Regions from separate parts of the Homo sapiens genome. Here region 1 is linked to region 2. A link is a loop called in an ENCODE intact Hi-C map of the cell type or tissue named here. Cell type or tissue: GM12878. All regions are shown on one strand. Each heading gives the region's core, and the rest is flanking DNA. Links, peaks and the distances in the headings are about the cores only.

Region 1 (8,224 bases), core at 3,392-5,891, 1.1 Mb after region 2:
TATGATTCCACTTATATAACATTTTTGAAATGATAAAATTATAGAGATCAAGAATAGATTAGTGGTTGCTATGAGTTAAGTGGAGGGGAACCTGAGAGGTTGGTGAGTGGCTATAAAAAACAACAAGAGGGATTTGAGTGGTGATGGAATTGCTCAGTATCTTAATATATTAGTCCATTCTCACACTGCTATAAAGAACTACCTGAGACTGGGTAATTTATGAAGAGAAGAGGTTTAATTGACTCACAGTTCTGCAGGCTATACAGGAAAGCATGGCTGGGAGGCCTCAGGAAACATACAATCATGGCGGAAGGCAAAGGGGAAGCAAGTGCATCTTACCATGGCAGAGCAGGAGAGAGAGAGCAAAGGGGGACATGCCATACACTTTCAAACAACCTGATCTCATGAGAACTCACTATCATAAGAACAGCAAGGGGAAAATCCTCCCCCATGATCCAGTCACCTCCCACCAGGCCCCTCCTTCAACATGTGGGGATTACAATTTGACATAAGATTTGGGTGGGGCAGAGCCAAACCATATTACTTGACTACGGTGGCAAATACAGCAACCTACGCATGTTATAGAACTGTATATTACTAAATACACACAGATGCAGAGTACAAGTAAAACTAGAGCAATCTGAATAAGATTGTACCACTATCAGTAACCTGGTTGGGATATTATACTATAGTTGTGCAAAATGTTAACATTGGGGGAAGCTGAGTAAAGAGCGTACATGATCTCTCTTTATTATTTCTTTATAATTATATGTGAATCTATAATTATCTCCAAAAAACTTCAATTTAAACAAATGCATCATAGCTAGTCACAATAGAGTCCATTCATGAAAGCTGATCACCCTAACAGAATTATATAAACCAGTCGTATGGTGAAATTTACGGTAGCTCTTACATAGTTTACCCCACTTGTATTTGCAATATATTTATATTTAGGCTGCTCACTTCTGTGACACCTTTTTTCAAATTTCCTCAATAATTTTTTTGTGTTTCTTCTCCCTATTTAACCAGCATAATTAGCTTTTTTGTTGGTTATTGTTAATGGCACTTTCATATCTTTGTTATTATTGTTTTATCATAAAAGAATAAAATTGTAATAAAATGGCTTTCCAAACAAAGAGGAAAGTAAATACACCTTGTTTGAAAGAAATGTGAACATTTTTTCCCACAATATTCAATTATTCATTTTAACAGTGCCAAGCACTATTTTAGGTGCTTAAGAAAGAGACAGTAGTAAATTAAGCAAAATTCCTGCTTTTTTGGAGGTGACAGTCAACCAGATTAGAAAAACAGACAAATAATTATATATTACTTTATCCTAAATATCATGAAGAAAAATATATCCCAGCAATTATTCACAGAGAATGGTGAGAACACTAATGTAGATAGGGTGGTGATCTGCAGTTGTCTAAAGAGATAAGATTTGAAGAGACTTAGATGGCATGGTATGTAATTCATAGTTATCAAGACAAAACACATGTTGGCTCTCCCAAGACAGATGCTTATTAATTCTTGATTTCCACATTAATTGATGGAGAAATGAATCCTCAACAAAACTTCTTTATCTTTCAAGTGAAAGTCTGAGGTATTTCGTTAGAAGATGAAAGAGTCAAGTACTTAATGCCCAATCTTTCATTCCCTTATCCTTTGATGTTTAAAAGCTTGCCTAGCTCTAAAAGAAAAAAAAAACACATCATTTTAATGAACACTGCAATTAAGAGATACATGCCCTGGAAACTCATCTCCTTTGAGCTGCTCTGATGTCGGCCTTTTCCTGATTTGAGGTCAATAAAGTTATGGTGTTTGCGTCTCCCAGGGAAAATCCCTCTATGTAAGATCATTTGACTCACTCTGGCTTCCCCCAATCCTCCTAAGAAGCTCAATCTGCAGATCAGAGCTGGCTACTCCTTTTCAATTAACATTCTTTCAGATTTGATCATCGTCCTTGTCTTCATTTATGTCAAATGGTGCTCCCGTGGAGACAGGCAGCTGATTATTCTAGTCTAACTCAGATAAACCTTATTAAAATAACCACCTCCCTTATGCAAATCTATCCATCACTTTCACCTTGACAGGCCCTTGTCAGTCTGGTGCCCTGCACCATCTCTGGGTCCCAAATGGTAAATGCCCCCACCCCAACGCTGCACCATCAGCATGGGGACACTGTTAGCAAGATGCAAATTGCATATGGAGATTTTGAGTCATTTGCTTCTTTAGAAGTTGAATTCCACTCAGGAAATATTAACTAAAGAAGCAGTGTAGTTTATGGGGTAGTTCCAGGTATCTAGGCCAATAAAATGCCAGGTCAATGTTTTGCAAGGCGATTCCATGACAAGTGGCATAGAGAGGAATAAGAGGTTTTCAGACCAGACAAACCCCAGATTCAGCATAAACACCTGTATAGGAAGACAGGAACTAATGCTTTCTGCTTAATATGAAAAATTGCCTGGAATTAAAAAAAAAAAAAGAAGAGCCAGTCATGGGAGAGGGAGGTCACTGCTGCCCCAAAAACCTTCCCGATCACCTCCATCCTGGTCATGAGCCACAGCCTCTTGACTGTAGAAGTGATCTGCTTTGTCCTCTAAATTTAAACTCACAATGGGATCATAAAGGGAACAGTGCCAAACAAACAGCCCCTTGGTTTTTGTGAGGATTATTCCTGAGAGCTCTATTGGTCTCCAGTAACATGGGCCTGATGTAGGCGCAGTAAGGTGATGGCCCTCTCAGAGGCAGGAGCTAGTGAGTCTTACAAGATGACTGTTTCCTATTTTCCCTTTGTTACTCATGGAGATGACTGAGGACTATTTACTTCTCATATATGTCGATGTAGTCAGTGTAATAGTCCTAAGATGGATTGGCAGACTCCCATGGAACTGGGTCATACCCCTTTGAAAAAGTCTGATTAAACTTCTTTGAAAAGTCATTGGAGGGCTCATGACCATGGGATGGCATAGTGCCTCCTCCCCCAGTGAACAGACAATTAAAATCAGGGACAATGAGTCAAGAATGGAACAGTAGTAAATTTCAAAGAAGGAAAAAGTTCTGTGCTACTAGATGAATCTCTGAGTATTCAAGAGCTTATAAACTAAGACCTCAAGAGATAGTATTCTCCTGGGAAACCTGGCATGATGCAGCTTATTGATAGAGCTGTGAGTATTGCTACCAGAGCTGTAATGACCAGCCAGCACGTAGGGGGAATATGACTTAGAAGGAGTTGTAGATTCCCTGATACAAGAAATGAGATATCTACAAGGCCAGATGTGATAAGTTGGTCATGCCAAATGACATGATCTTGCCCCTCTGGGAAATGTAGTATAGAGAATCCTATTTTTGAAACTTGAAAAGATGACAGAGTTTGATTACCAAGTCAGTAGAATTTCTAACATTTGCTCCTTTCTTGAATATGTTCCCTTCTGATCAAATGTGGCTAAAAAATTTGCAGATGAAGTTGTGTCTGTCCCAAGCTTCTCTTGATTTTATATAATCCATCCTCCACAACCTAGCTTAGTAACTATTATGTAACTTATTTTTATCATTAAAAATAATTATTTTGAATTATTTTTAATTATTTTAATGGGTAATTATTGCTTAACTTATTTTTATTATTCTTGTTCTGACAATAATTCAGTGGTTTCCTATTGCAATATATAGCAAATCCAAAAATCTTTAACATGACTTATGTTAAACAATTTCTTTCTGGCTTCTTCTCTCCCCATTGTCAATGGTATAGCCATCCTGTGCATAAATGGCACTTTTTTTTTTTAACTTTAATGAGCCAGGCTTTCTCACCCCTCTGCCTGGTTTCCCAGCTCCTTCATTAAACTAACTCCTCTCCATTCTTCAGGTTGCAGCTTGAATCTACTTTCTCTAGAAAGCTTTCCTTAACCCTCACATTGCATTATGAACCTCTCCTATGTGCTCCCACAGAATCGCATGTCCATTCTATCATGCTACTATCACACTATTATTATTGCTTATTTGTTTATAATCCCCCACAGTGCATAAACATTTTGCAGGAAGATACTGCATCTTGTTTATCTTTACATTTCCAGCACAAAATAGGATCTCCTGAATGAATGGATGGATGGATGAAAACATTATTGTTACTAAGAGGCAGAAGACCTGCATTCAAGTCAACACCTCGCTATTTATCCTTAATCCGAAGCAAACCATAGACTCTCTGTGGAAGAGAATGTAGAAGTAGAAATGTGATCTTCTGTCTCCTTAAAACCAGGTGGCTAGACTAGGCAATTCCTTCATGGTCCTTATCAGCAGTATGATCAATGTCTCCATATGCAAAATATTGCAAGATATGTTGAGTTGCTCTAAAACACGTGCAAGACAAGCACCCTGGGCTCTCTGAAGAGGAGGAAAGATGAACAGTCTCTCCAAATGCAGATTCAAAAAAATCTCTATTCTAATTGTTATGTGAAGGAGAGAATTAACTCAAAGAATCAGTATAGAAACATGAGTACGTGACCTGATTATGCCCAGTTCTGCTAAGATCCAAGTGTTATTAAAAACTAGCCTTAATTAGGCAAGACTATGCTCTTTGTTTATTGGAATTTATTTATTAATTTTTATCATAGCTTCCAGTTTTCATTCTGGCTGTTTATTGGAGCCCTTCTTTAAGTGAGAAATGCTCACGTGTGTGTAATTTGAGCATTTCCCAGTGCTAACCTCCATTTCACCTCTGTCACGCTTAGGCAAGGACAGGATCCTCCCTGTTCTAGCAGAGCCTTGGCCCTGTTTTAGCTGGCATGCAAATGCAGAGTGTGATCCATCATGTTTTATTCAATAGAGTCACTGAGAGAAAGGGAAAGGAAATTGTTGTGAATTAAATGTCCTTGTCTCTTCAGACAAGAAGATAAAAGTTCTGATTGATTGCCGAGATGGCTAGAAATGGAAGTATTAATGCAAAACAATGATTTTGTTATGTTTCTATTCTCTAAAGTGTTGCAAGTGGCAAGAAAAAAATTTTTGTCCCAGAAACAGACTAAGAGAGCTTTCTTCCTTGCCAGAACAAGGAAATTTGGTGAAATCAGGAAGCAGGTGATGGTGAGCCCAGGAGTGGGGTCTGGAGATCTGTATTCCAGTCCTAGCCCTGCAATGTTCCCTTAGTGGCCTTGGACAAGTCATTTCCTATCCTGACTTCGAATTCCTTAAAATAGGAGGATTTCGCTAGAGATGAGATCTGAAGTCTCTGTCAGTGCTTGCAGTGCTATGAAATTCTTCTTCTTAATTAACTCAAGCAACAGGTCTTAAGTAGAAGCCATTGTCTGGGGATGCTACTGACGTGCTCTGCCTACTAGAATCTTCAGTAATATTACCAGGAAGATTCTAGCAAGTTCTGCCATTTATCTCCAATATATGAAGAAATTATTCTACTAGGAATTTCATAGTAACAAAGAATGTATAAGGTGTTAAGTGGTTCCATAAAATGGATTAAATTTGACAATTTACCAAAGTTAACTTAAGTACAATTATGTAAACCATGAACTGTATGTAATACACAATGTGATTTTGGTGTTAGCTTCTATTGACTCCTTTCTTTAAAAATGGGAAAATATTTAGGGTTGAGGATTTTTCATTGATTTTGTAAATAATTCTGTTCTGGTCCAGATCATCCTATTTTCCCCCTTCCTCAATATACAATTTTCCCTGATTCAGTGAATCCCTGAATTCATATAGTTCCATTTCCCAAGCTTGCAGACAGAAATACTGGCTCTTTGATGTGTCAAAAGTTTTTTAAGTGCTCACAGAGAATGCTCAGTACTTGGCTACAGTCGCCCAAGGTTCAAAGTTTAAGTTGAGCGCCTTTATCTACTATATTTCTTTGTTTTCCACTTGGACATTGCTGAAAACTAAAGGAAGTTTGATTTTCTCCAGTTTGAGTGTGTATTGCAGAGAATCTAAAACAGTTCTGAGGGGGTGTGTGTGTGTGTGTGTGTGTGTGTGTGTGAGAAAGAGAGAGAGAGAGGCAAACACAGAGAAAAATACTCTTCTTTGAAAGCTAAGAGAAAAATACCAGATTCTATAGCTCAAAACATTCTATATGATCTCAGGTCATGCTCAAAATTAACCACTGGGTCAGAACTCAAATTCTGTATGAGGCCAGATTTTAAAATAAAATTTAGGTATTTGTCTTAAAACAAAAACCAGGCCACTTTCAAAACTTACTCCAACAAAGACATGATTTCTTAAAGCAGTCTTGAAACGTTCTTTTATTTTATGTATGTTTCAGCTTTTTGGTTAAGTATCTGATTCTTAAAACACAAGTACAATTTGTAGCCTGCAAAGTTTGAAAAGTAATTCTGTTTGAATCAAAAGAGATGTTGATTTGATGACTGCTTTTGTTCAAAACAATCATGTCATAATTTATATGCTGTAATATCCATATCTTAATACTAGATCTCCTGGATAAACTGGTTTTCTCTACTACTTTGATAATTTTATTTTATTCAAAACTTGTTTCTGGATGCAGGAAGTATAGAAAGCTGATATTCTGGTATTATGGGTAAAACTGATGAAGTCAAAATTTTCCCCTTGGTGAAATGACTCTCAGATAATAAACAATGATCTTTCCCTCAGACCACTAGTGCATAGCCACACACATTGTGAGTAATTCCCTAACACAGTAAATTAACAAATGTAACTCAAATGAACTTAACTTGTTAAGAGTGTAGAGTTAATGAGCCTGAAACATCTGAGATTAGTTTAGGAGAGTGAGCTTGGGCAGGATTCAAAGCAACACACTGCATTCCAAATACTAGGAAATCTAGGCCATTGTCACAAGAAAGAGTGGAGCAGGAAAGTCAGCGAGTATGTCAGTATCCACCCATCATCCTTCAAAAAAAGGCAACTAAAAATGGGTAGGTAGAGTTTAAAAGTTATCATAGCTAGATACCTTATGGAAATGAGTGAAGCATTTCTAAGTGTATTGAGCTTGGAAGATACATATAGACATACTTGTAAATTTTGTATTTGTATTTATATTATAGTCTTTATATTAGACTATATATTGAGTCTTTGGTACTCTTATTTTTCATAATTCAGTTTGGAAGTGCATTAAATTTACCTTTGTCCTATCTATTTTTAAAATGCTTACAAAGGAAAATAAAGATAAAAATATAATTATAAGGAAAATTTTATCCTTCTTATATCTTTAAGAATGAACTTTTACATCTTTGTTACCCAGGCTGGTCTCGAAAACTTGGGCCCAAAAAATCCTCCTGCCTCTGCCTCCCAAAGTGCTGGGATTAGAGACGTGAGCCACCACATTTGGCCTGAAAGATTTCAAAGCAAACAATAAAGACCAAAAAAAAAAAAAAAAAAAACAAAAACAAAAATCCTAGTAGAAAACAAAGGAAAATATTTTTTGCAATTTTGAGATGAAAACATTTGTGCAAACAACACAACAAAGCTAGGAATCATCACAGAAATAACTACCAGATTCAAATTTATAAAGCATAAAATATTCTACATAGAAAAAAGTTTCCGTAAGCAAACTGAAGAAGACTAATGAAGTTATTTTAAAAAATATTTGAAATATGTATGACAAGGTAGCAATGTACTTAAGATATTTTTTAAAAACCTATAGAAATTAATGAAGAAAAGAGGACTCCCCAACTGGGAAATGAATAGGTAGAGGTCATGAACAGGCTACTCATAAAACAAGTAACTTAGGATGAGAATCTGGTAAAGGTCTGGAGGATGAGAAATTGGATACAAGAATAAGAAAATGATATGGAAAATGTGGAGAATGGACTTAATATGGAGGAAAGGAAAGGAATTGGGAGAAAAGTCTGGCATAATTAAACTGGAGGCAACCTAGACAGCCTTTAGGGTCTTGGCATGAAATAGACCTGGGTCTGAGTCTTTTCTCTGATGATGACAGTCACATAGCCTTGGCAAGTTGCTGGCTCACATGATTCTTAGTTTCATCATTTGTAATTTTTTTTTTTTTTTTTTTTTTTTTTTTGAGAGGGAGTCTCGCTCTGTCGCCCAGGCTGGAGTGCAGTGGTGAGATCGCGGCTCACTGCAAGCTCCGCCTCCCAGGTGCACACCATTCTCCTGCCTCAGCCTCCCGAGTAGCTGGGACTACAGGCGCCGCCACCACACCTGGCTAATTTTTTGGATTTTTTTTTTTTTTTTTTTTTTTAGTAGAGACGGGGTTTCACCGTGTTAGCCAGGATGGTCTCCATCT
Region 2 (8,224 bases), core at 1,944-4,443:
AATTCTTTTATGAAATGGGAAGCATCCTGCTGAAAGAAGCCAAGCTTAGCTTCTATCTGAGAGAGGTTGGACACTGGGAAAGGAACATGGACTCTGATGGTTCCTCAATCCCCATTTGCTATTTCTCCGAGCAGCAAAATCTTGACTGGGCTGAAGTGGGATCATAAGTGACCCCCATGTGATCTAGTATGTGAAGGGGAGAAGGGTCCCTAATAAAAGGAGGAGGCATTGAAAAATGACATCCAAAGTTGGGATGTTGGGGGAAAGTGAGGGAGAAAAAGCAGGTGGAGTAAGTATAGTTGAACATAAAGGTGATTTGTCAGGGAAAGAAGAAGGTTGAGAAGGGGTAGCCTCAACCAGGTCAGCCAGTCTGGGAGAGTGGAAGAGGGTAAAGGAAGGGTCTTTTAGAATGTCAGGAGAGTCAGTGGGGCTAGAGAATTTAGCCAAGAATATTTGCCAGGTTTGCTAGAGATCAAGATCCCAAGAGAGAGTCATGAAAGCCTGGACATAAGCAACTTCAGGCCATTTAGAAGAGTTGTGACACAGCAAATCGAGTTGCAAAAGAGTGTTAAGAATCTAAAGTCCCATTCAGAGTCCAGGTTAATTGATCCAGGAGTTTATACAGAGGCCAAAACATATTACACAGGACAATTAGGCATTTATTTTTGAGAGTCTGGGGGCCAAATTTATCCCAATGTTTTAGGATGCAAACCAGAGATTAGTTTGAAGGAATAGACAGGGTTTTTCCCGTGGTGGGACTGGAAAACGTCCTACCACTTGGGGCTAATGTCTGCTGGGGACACGAGCCACACTTTCTCTAGGGGTATCCCAAAAGAAAAAAAGTTCCACTCATTTCTGCTTAGGGACACTGAGATGCACTTTCCTAAGGGGCATCCCACCTATTTGAAGGATCTCCTGGTGCTGGGGTTGACAGTGCCGGGGCCTTACACTGGATGGCCAGTCCATTTACGAGGAACAAGGGTGAAGGGAGAACTCAAGACTGGAACCAGCTTAAAAGAGGGAACAGGAATGGGAAGACTCTGAGGCCACTTGAAATCACCTGATGTGGGAACTTCTAAAGCAGGAAGCCTGGATATCTTCACAGCAGAATTAGAATAAGAGAGAGAGAGTGTTTAAGTCACCCAAAACATGGGTGGATTTGCCCTAGATGAGCTGCCACTGCTAACTGCACCACACCTAGGGACTGGGGACCGAAAGGAGAGTCTTCCTCCCTTCTGGGCCAGTTGGCTAGCACTGTTTACCTCATAGCCTTCAGGCAACATCAGAGAGTAGTATGGGACAGATACTGTCAATTATAAGACAGCTACTAGAGGCTGGCTGCTGGCATGCTGAAAAAGGAAAGTGAACTTAGGTTCCTCACCTGAATGGGTGATGGTGGTAAGGCACTTCTGCACGAACACTTTTCAGCTTCACCACGTGTAGCCCTGACCAGAAACCTTCATTGTCTCTGTGCCTTGACACTGTCCATGGAGTATCCCAAGTAGAAAGGGAGTGGGGAGAGTGTTCCTGTAGGGAGAGATTTTTCATAGGGTAAGAGGTCCCCATAAGGGCCACCAAAATGTTGTGGTCAGTGACTGTCTGAGACCGGCACATGGGTGGTAAAAGAATTGACCATATCAAAAATGAGTTTAGAAAGATAGATTTATTTAGAGGAAAGCCAGAGATACATTGCAAAAGAGCAATGGGCAGGACAGCAGAGGGAAGGCTTTCTGGAAAGAGGCAGAGCTTGGAGGAAAATTTTATAAGATTTTGCTGCTTAGGCTGAATGCTTGCAGACAGGATGCTTGAGTATAGGTGGGCTATCAGCTGGGTGCTTGTAACAGGATGGTTGGATACTAGTGAGTTGTTCGCCATTGACACCATTTCTCAGGACATTTGTTCCCCTCCACCCCTTTTTCTGTTTCTGGCAGCCAAGCCCATTTTCCAATATGTCTATGAAAGTTTTATATAGGCCAGGCACAAAGGCTCATGCCTACAATCCCAGCACTTTGGGAGGCCGAGGCGGGCAGATCATGAGGTCAGGAGATTGAGACCATCCTGGCTAACACGATGAAACTCCGTCTCTACTAAAAATACAAAAAATTAGCCGGGCATGGTGGCATGCTCCCGTAGTCCCAGCTACTTGGGAGGCTGAGGCAGGAGAATTGCTTGAACCCGGGAGGTGGGGTTTGCAGTGAGCCAAGATTGCACCACTGTACTTCAGCCTGGGAGACAGAGTAAGACTCTGTCTCAAAAGAAAAAAAATTTTTTATATATATAAAAGATATACACACACACAAGATATATTAGAGGATGACCACTTCTTGTAGAAGAAAATGAAGCTTCCTGAACAAGACATGTGACAATTGACAAATAAGTCTCTCTTTACTTTCTAGGTCAGTATTTCCCTTCTTGTGCCCTGTACTTTTTGTTACAATAATAATGGACTTAAACTAATTTCCATTATGCACATAGTATGCTTTTAGGGGCCTGTATACCTTCATTTTCTTAAATGCTAAGTATTAATATTTTTGAAAGCAAAATTATTATAGAAGCAAAGAAACAAAAAATGGTTATCCCATAGGCAAAGCAGCTTTAATATTGCTAACTTGTTCTTATTACTCAAAATGATCTATAGATTCAATGCGACCTCTATCAAAATTCCAATGGCATTTTTCACAAAAATAAAAAAAATTCTAGAATTCATATGGAAATACAAAAGACTCCAAATAGCCAAAACAATCTTGAGAAAAAAGAACAAAGTTAGAGGTATCACACAGTTTGATTTCAAGATAAGCTACCAAGCTATATTTGTCAAAACAGTATGGTACTGGCATAAAAACATAATTATAGACCAATGGAACCTAATAGAGAGAATAGAAATAAATCTGCATATTTGCTGTTGATTGTTCTTCAACAAAGTAATCAAGAGCACACAATAGTGAAAAGACAATCTCTTCAACCAATGGTGTTGAGAAAACTGCATAACCACATGCAAAAGAATGAAATTGTATGCTTATTTCACCCTATATAAAAAAACAACCCAAAGTTAATTAAATAATACTAAGTAAGTTGGCTTTCCCCTCATAGCACTCTTAACCATCCTTTCAGATGTAGCTCAAGCATTACCTCCTATAAGATGATCTGTTTGATACCACTGTCTGAGGCAAACACTTGTTTTAGAGCTCATATGATGCCATATTTAGCTTTCTATCATTGTACATATTATATGGAAACAGCCCGTTCTCATTGGTTATCGTTGCTCATTGCAACTTAAAGTAGGAAACTTGTATTTTTTTTTCTCTTTGCATCTCCAGCCTCTGAACAGATTTCTGGCACATAGGATCTGCTCCCTTATTGTTTAATAAATAAGTGAATGATTAAATAAGTGACTCCCAGAGCATAGCTAGAGCAATAGGCATTGAGAAATTACATGTCAATATGAAGAGGAAAGTGATTTGTGGTTTCAAATGGAAAGTAAAATGTCATTATATTATTTGTACTCAATCCCCAAGAGAGTCATTTACCATTCATGCTTTGAACTTAAGTTAGCAACATAACTCTGATGGAGAACTGTGTGCCATGGCAAACACATGCTATTATTTGTGAATTATTTTACTTCCTCCATTGATAAGGTGGATTTATTTTATATAAGTATACCAATAAGAAACACATATATCTTTGGGGATCTAATATTTGCCATGCCCCCCACCTTCTTGAAGTTAAGTCTAGAAAATGCTGAATAATTTCTGCATCTTTGAAGTAAAAAAAAAAATTGTGGTATTACCAAATATTTTATATAATGTCTTCCCTATAAAAAAAAGAAATTTTCGTAACAGTTTCTAATTTGAACCTCTAGACATTAACTTAAGCTTGTGAGAAATTATTTAACAATAAAATTGTAAAATATGTAGTAAAATTGTCAATAACAAAAAAATAGTAATATCATGATCCATTAATTTTATTTATATTCATTACAATTTTCAGGACAGCTATGAGAAAACCATTATTGTAAGTGTTCTGTGAGGCATAGAAAGGCAACACCCCTTTTTATTTAATCAATAAACATTTCCATCATTTTTAGCAATTGAAGCAATTTATTCATAGAGATTAACCATGGAATGCAATCATAAAATTTGTTTTAAAAAACTAAATATTTTTATATTTTAGGCTTAATGTTGCATTTTACTTTAAATGTTAACAATATAATGCTGTAATTACTCAATAGGTTTGTAAATTTATACACACATGTATACACACAATGTAGATATATTGTATTTCTATGATTTGTCTTATAGTCTTATCAGAAAACTTCATCCTACTGCACAGCCATGGGGATGGAAACACATAAATAGGAAGGGTGAACTACGTTAAACCCAATCCAATAATTCACTCCAATAAAATAAAATTACCTTTTTAAATTCAACTTCTTTGAGGGGGAGGAAATAGTCATTTGTTTATATTTTCTTCCTTTCTTGCTTCTTTTCTTCAAGATGGAATACCTGTGTATAAGGAATAGAGGGGTTACCCAGTGGTGCTCAGGAAGTCTCACTTATATGTGTACAGGTCCGTGAACTCTATTCAGTTCCTCTGGTATCTATGCTTATATCCTGTGACCAGCTGACACTCACCATTTGGGAGTTCTGTGCTAATTTTTGCAGTTGTGACCTCTGTCAAAGAAAAATCTCACTGGTGGGAGTTAAACCCACAAAATAGATTATTCAAGACAATTGCAAAACGGGGTTGAGACCATTGCAATAGGGAAGAAACATTGAAACAAGAGGCAGAATTGTTTTCTTGTTTTTTTGTTTGTGTGTGTGTGTGTGTTTGTTTGTTTGTTTTTAGAGTCTAGGTCTTGCTCTGTCACCCAGGCTGGAGGGCAGTGGCTCAACTATGCCTCACTGCAGCTTCAAACTCCTGGGCTCCAGGGATCCTCCTGCCTCAGTCTCCCGAACAGCTGGGACTACAGGTACATGCTGACATGCCTGCCTATTTAAACAAATATTTTTAGAGATGTGGTCTCTCTATGTTTCCCAGGCTGGACTTGAACTCCTGGCCTCAAACAATTCCCCAGACTCAACCTCTCCAGTTGCTGAGATTACAGGCATGAGCTGCCTGACTCAGCTCAAGGCAGGATAATTTTTAAGTTCTAGGTGACCTAGTAAGAAAGTACTGGAGGGTCAATGTGGTAGGTTGGTCAATATGATTAGGCCATGTACATTTGCTCTTTGGACTTTATCAAAGTCAGGCTCCTACCCTCTCAAAGACTGTGAGTTAGGGGTGCAATCTTTCTTGAGAATTATATTACAAAGTGGGGCTGCCAGGTCATTGAGAAAAACATTCCTGGGTTGTAAAACTGGCCGGTGACTGAGAGAAGAACACTTATACCTCAAAGGGTATAAAAAGAATTTATAAGTGTGAGTTTTCTAAAGGAAGTGCTTTAAAGAAGGGAGATCTGGAGCCTACAGTCAGGAAACAATCTGTCCAAAGTTTATTCAAGCTGAGGGGAAAGCTAAGGCTACCTTGGTCACTTCAAGTTTTATTTTTTCTCAGATCTTTCAGGGCAAAAAAATGTTTATACTCTGTTGGTTTCCCTATTGATCTTACTCAGCTCTCTTCAGAGCTGCAGATTCCTCTGAGATCCAGCTTAGATTCCCATTCCACCTGCTGTCTCAGTATTCTTCTTTATAACCCTTGTAATCAGGGTCACTTTGCTCCTACTGCAGCAACGTCATTGAGAGCCTCACATCTGAAAACTTCTGAGTCCCTATATGCAACAAATACTGTTGTTGATACCTTGAGCACCTCAGAGACTTGAAGGAGGCTCTGAGAAATTTAGCTCAAGTTCTCCTTCTGCCTATTCATCTTGAGCTGTCAGTTTTACTGTGACGAATTCAACAAATATTGAGAGACTACCTTGATCCTTTAAGAGTTGTTCATGGAAAAGAAAGCAATAGTCCTTCCTTCCCCTGAAGTTTTCTCAATCCCTGCTGTTTCCCACTTAATCTTCCCACTGAGATTTTAACCCAGAGGTATGAAAACGTCACTTGTGTCTGTCTGATTAATTTGAGGAGGAAAAGAGAAAAGAAAATGCAAGAACAACAGATCTAAGAATGTTAAAATTTTCACGCACTACAAGATAAAATGTAATGTCTAAAACTGGTTAAAAATGTAGTTATATACATATTAAAATATGGAGAAAACTAGTAAAAGTAATCACTAAAATTATTTTAGGGATTGCCTCTGGGCAGCAGGGCAGACTGGAAGGTTTAAAGCTTGCTGAACTTAGTTTAGGCTTGTAGCAGTAGTGGCATGATTTTTTAAGTGTGCATGTATTATACTGATTAAAATAACAATTAAACCACCCTAGCTAGCCAGGTGAAGAATCTCTCATTGTAATCTAAGTAAAATATTTTATCCCAGGATTGATATTGACACACCTCTTCTGCTGAAACTTGATCTCTATACATTCATCCCATTTATCATTTTTACTTTTATCTAAATTATCAAAATTAGATTTGCCTCAGTTTTACTTCTGTTGTCTTGATTCTGGACAGGCTGTGTATTTGTGTGTGTGTGTGTGTGTGTGTGTGTGTGTGTGTGTGTGTGTAACGTGAAAAAATACTATACGTGTTTGTACATTTTGCTGGGTGTTTTTGTTCACATACTGTGTAGTATATAGACGGCTATATATAAGCACATTTGAGCTAACATTTTTCTTTATAAAGAACAACTAACATTAGGTTGTGAATATATCTTATTTACTGTATATTACTTCACCCTATATATGGGTTTTTGGTGTTTTGTTTTATTAAACCAAAAACCCACATATAAATGAAGTAGTATACAAGGTTTTTGTTTGTTTGTTTGTTTGTTTTTTCAGACGGAGTCCTGCTCTGTCTCCCAGGCTGGAGTGTAGTGGCGCGATCTCGGCTCACTGCAAGCTCCGCCTCCTGGGTTCATGCCATTCTCTTGCCTCAGCCTCCCTAGTAGCTGGGACTACAGGCACCCGCCACCACGCCCGGCTAATTTTTTGTATTTTGTTTAGTAGAGATGGGGTTTCACCATGTTAGCCAGGATGGTCTCGATCTCCTGACCTCGCGATCCACGCGTCTCGGCCTCCCAAAATGCTGGGATTACAGGTGTGAGCCACCGTGCCCAGCGTGTACAAGGTTTTTTAAAAAATCTCTTCAGAGTGTTACAGTTAACTTCATATTTCTTTATATGCATTTCAAATATATGCAAACATTAAAAATTCTAGAAGTGAAATTGTTAGTCAAAGAACAAGTGAAATTTCTAAATGTAGAGGATATTTTCTGATTGTCATTGATAACTGTACCAATCCACACTTCAATCAACAATATATTTTCACAATATTGATTTTACCCATCCATGAGCATGGTATGTGTTTCCATTTGTTTGTGTCTTCTATGATTTCTCTTCCAGTGCTTTGTAGCTTTCCTTGTAGAGGTCTTTCACCTCCTTGGTTAGGTATATTCCTAAGTATTTTATTTATTTATTTTTTGCAGCTATTATGAAAGGGGTTGAGTTTTTTATTTGATTCTCCTCTTGGTCACTGTTGGTGTATAGAAGAGCTAATGATTTGTTTACATTAATCTTGTATCCAGAAACTTTGCTGAATTCTTTTATCAGTTCTAGGAGATTTCTGGAGGAGTCCTTAGGGTTTTCAAGGCAAACGATCATATTGTCAGCAAACAGGGACAGTTTGATTTCCTCTTGACCGATTTGGATGCCTTTTATCTCTTTCTCTTGTCTGATTGCTGTGGCTAGGACTTCCAGTACTATGTTGAAGAGGAGTGGTGAGAATGGGCATCCTTGTCTTGTTCCAGTTCTCAGAGGGAATGCTTTCAACCTTTCCCCATTCACTATTAAGTTGGCTGTGGGTTTGTCATAGGTGGCTTTTATTACATTAAGGTATGTCTCTTGTATGCTGATTTTGCTGAGAGTTTTAATCATAACGGGATGCTAGATTTTGTCTATGGCTTTTTCTGCATCTATTGAGATGATCATGTGATTTTTGTTTTTAATTCTGATTATGCGGTAAATCACATTTATTGACTTGCATATGTTAAACCATCCCTGCGTCCCTGGTATGAAACCCACTTAATCATGGTGAATTATCTTTTTGATATGTTGTTGGATTCAGTTAGTTAGTATTTTGTTAAGGATTTTAGTATCTACGTTTATCAAGGATATTGGTCTG

Evidence for each region. Hi-C counts contacts between places; a loop is a spot of excess contacts. Peaks named below come from ENCODE experiments on the same cell type or tissue, not always from the same donor. Only the 100,000 strongest peaks of a DNase experiment are listed, where the experiment ranks them.
Region 1: it touches region 2 in a loop (5-fold over the local background); 18 of 110 quality-filtered maps call a loop at or near these places.

The regions. Positions count from the first base shown.
Region 1 is chr9:32,242,601-32,250,824 of GRCh38, forward strand. No RefSeq gene overlaps it. Among named protein-coding and RNA genes, the nearest start is that of ACO1, 140 kb to the right of the region's middle. In GM12878, for the core only: no CTCF peak of the experiment used is centred there; no DNase peak of the experiment used is centred there.
Region 2 is chr9:31,124,057-31,132,280 of GRCh38, forward strand. It overlaps LOC105376009 (a long non-coding RNA gene), which reads right to left and starts at 4,497. Exons shown (of 3, transcript XR_929539.2): 1 at 4,413-4,497; 2 at 1,382-1,527. In GM12878, for the core only: no CTCF peak of the experiment used is centred there; no DNase peak of the experiment used is centred there.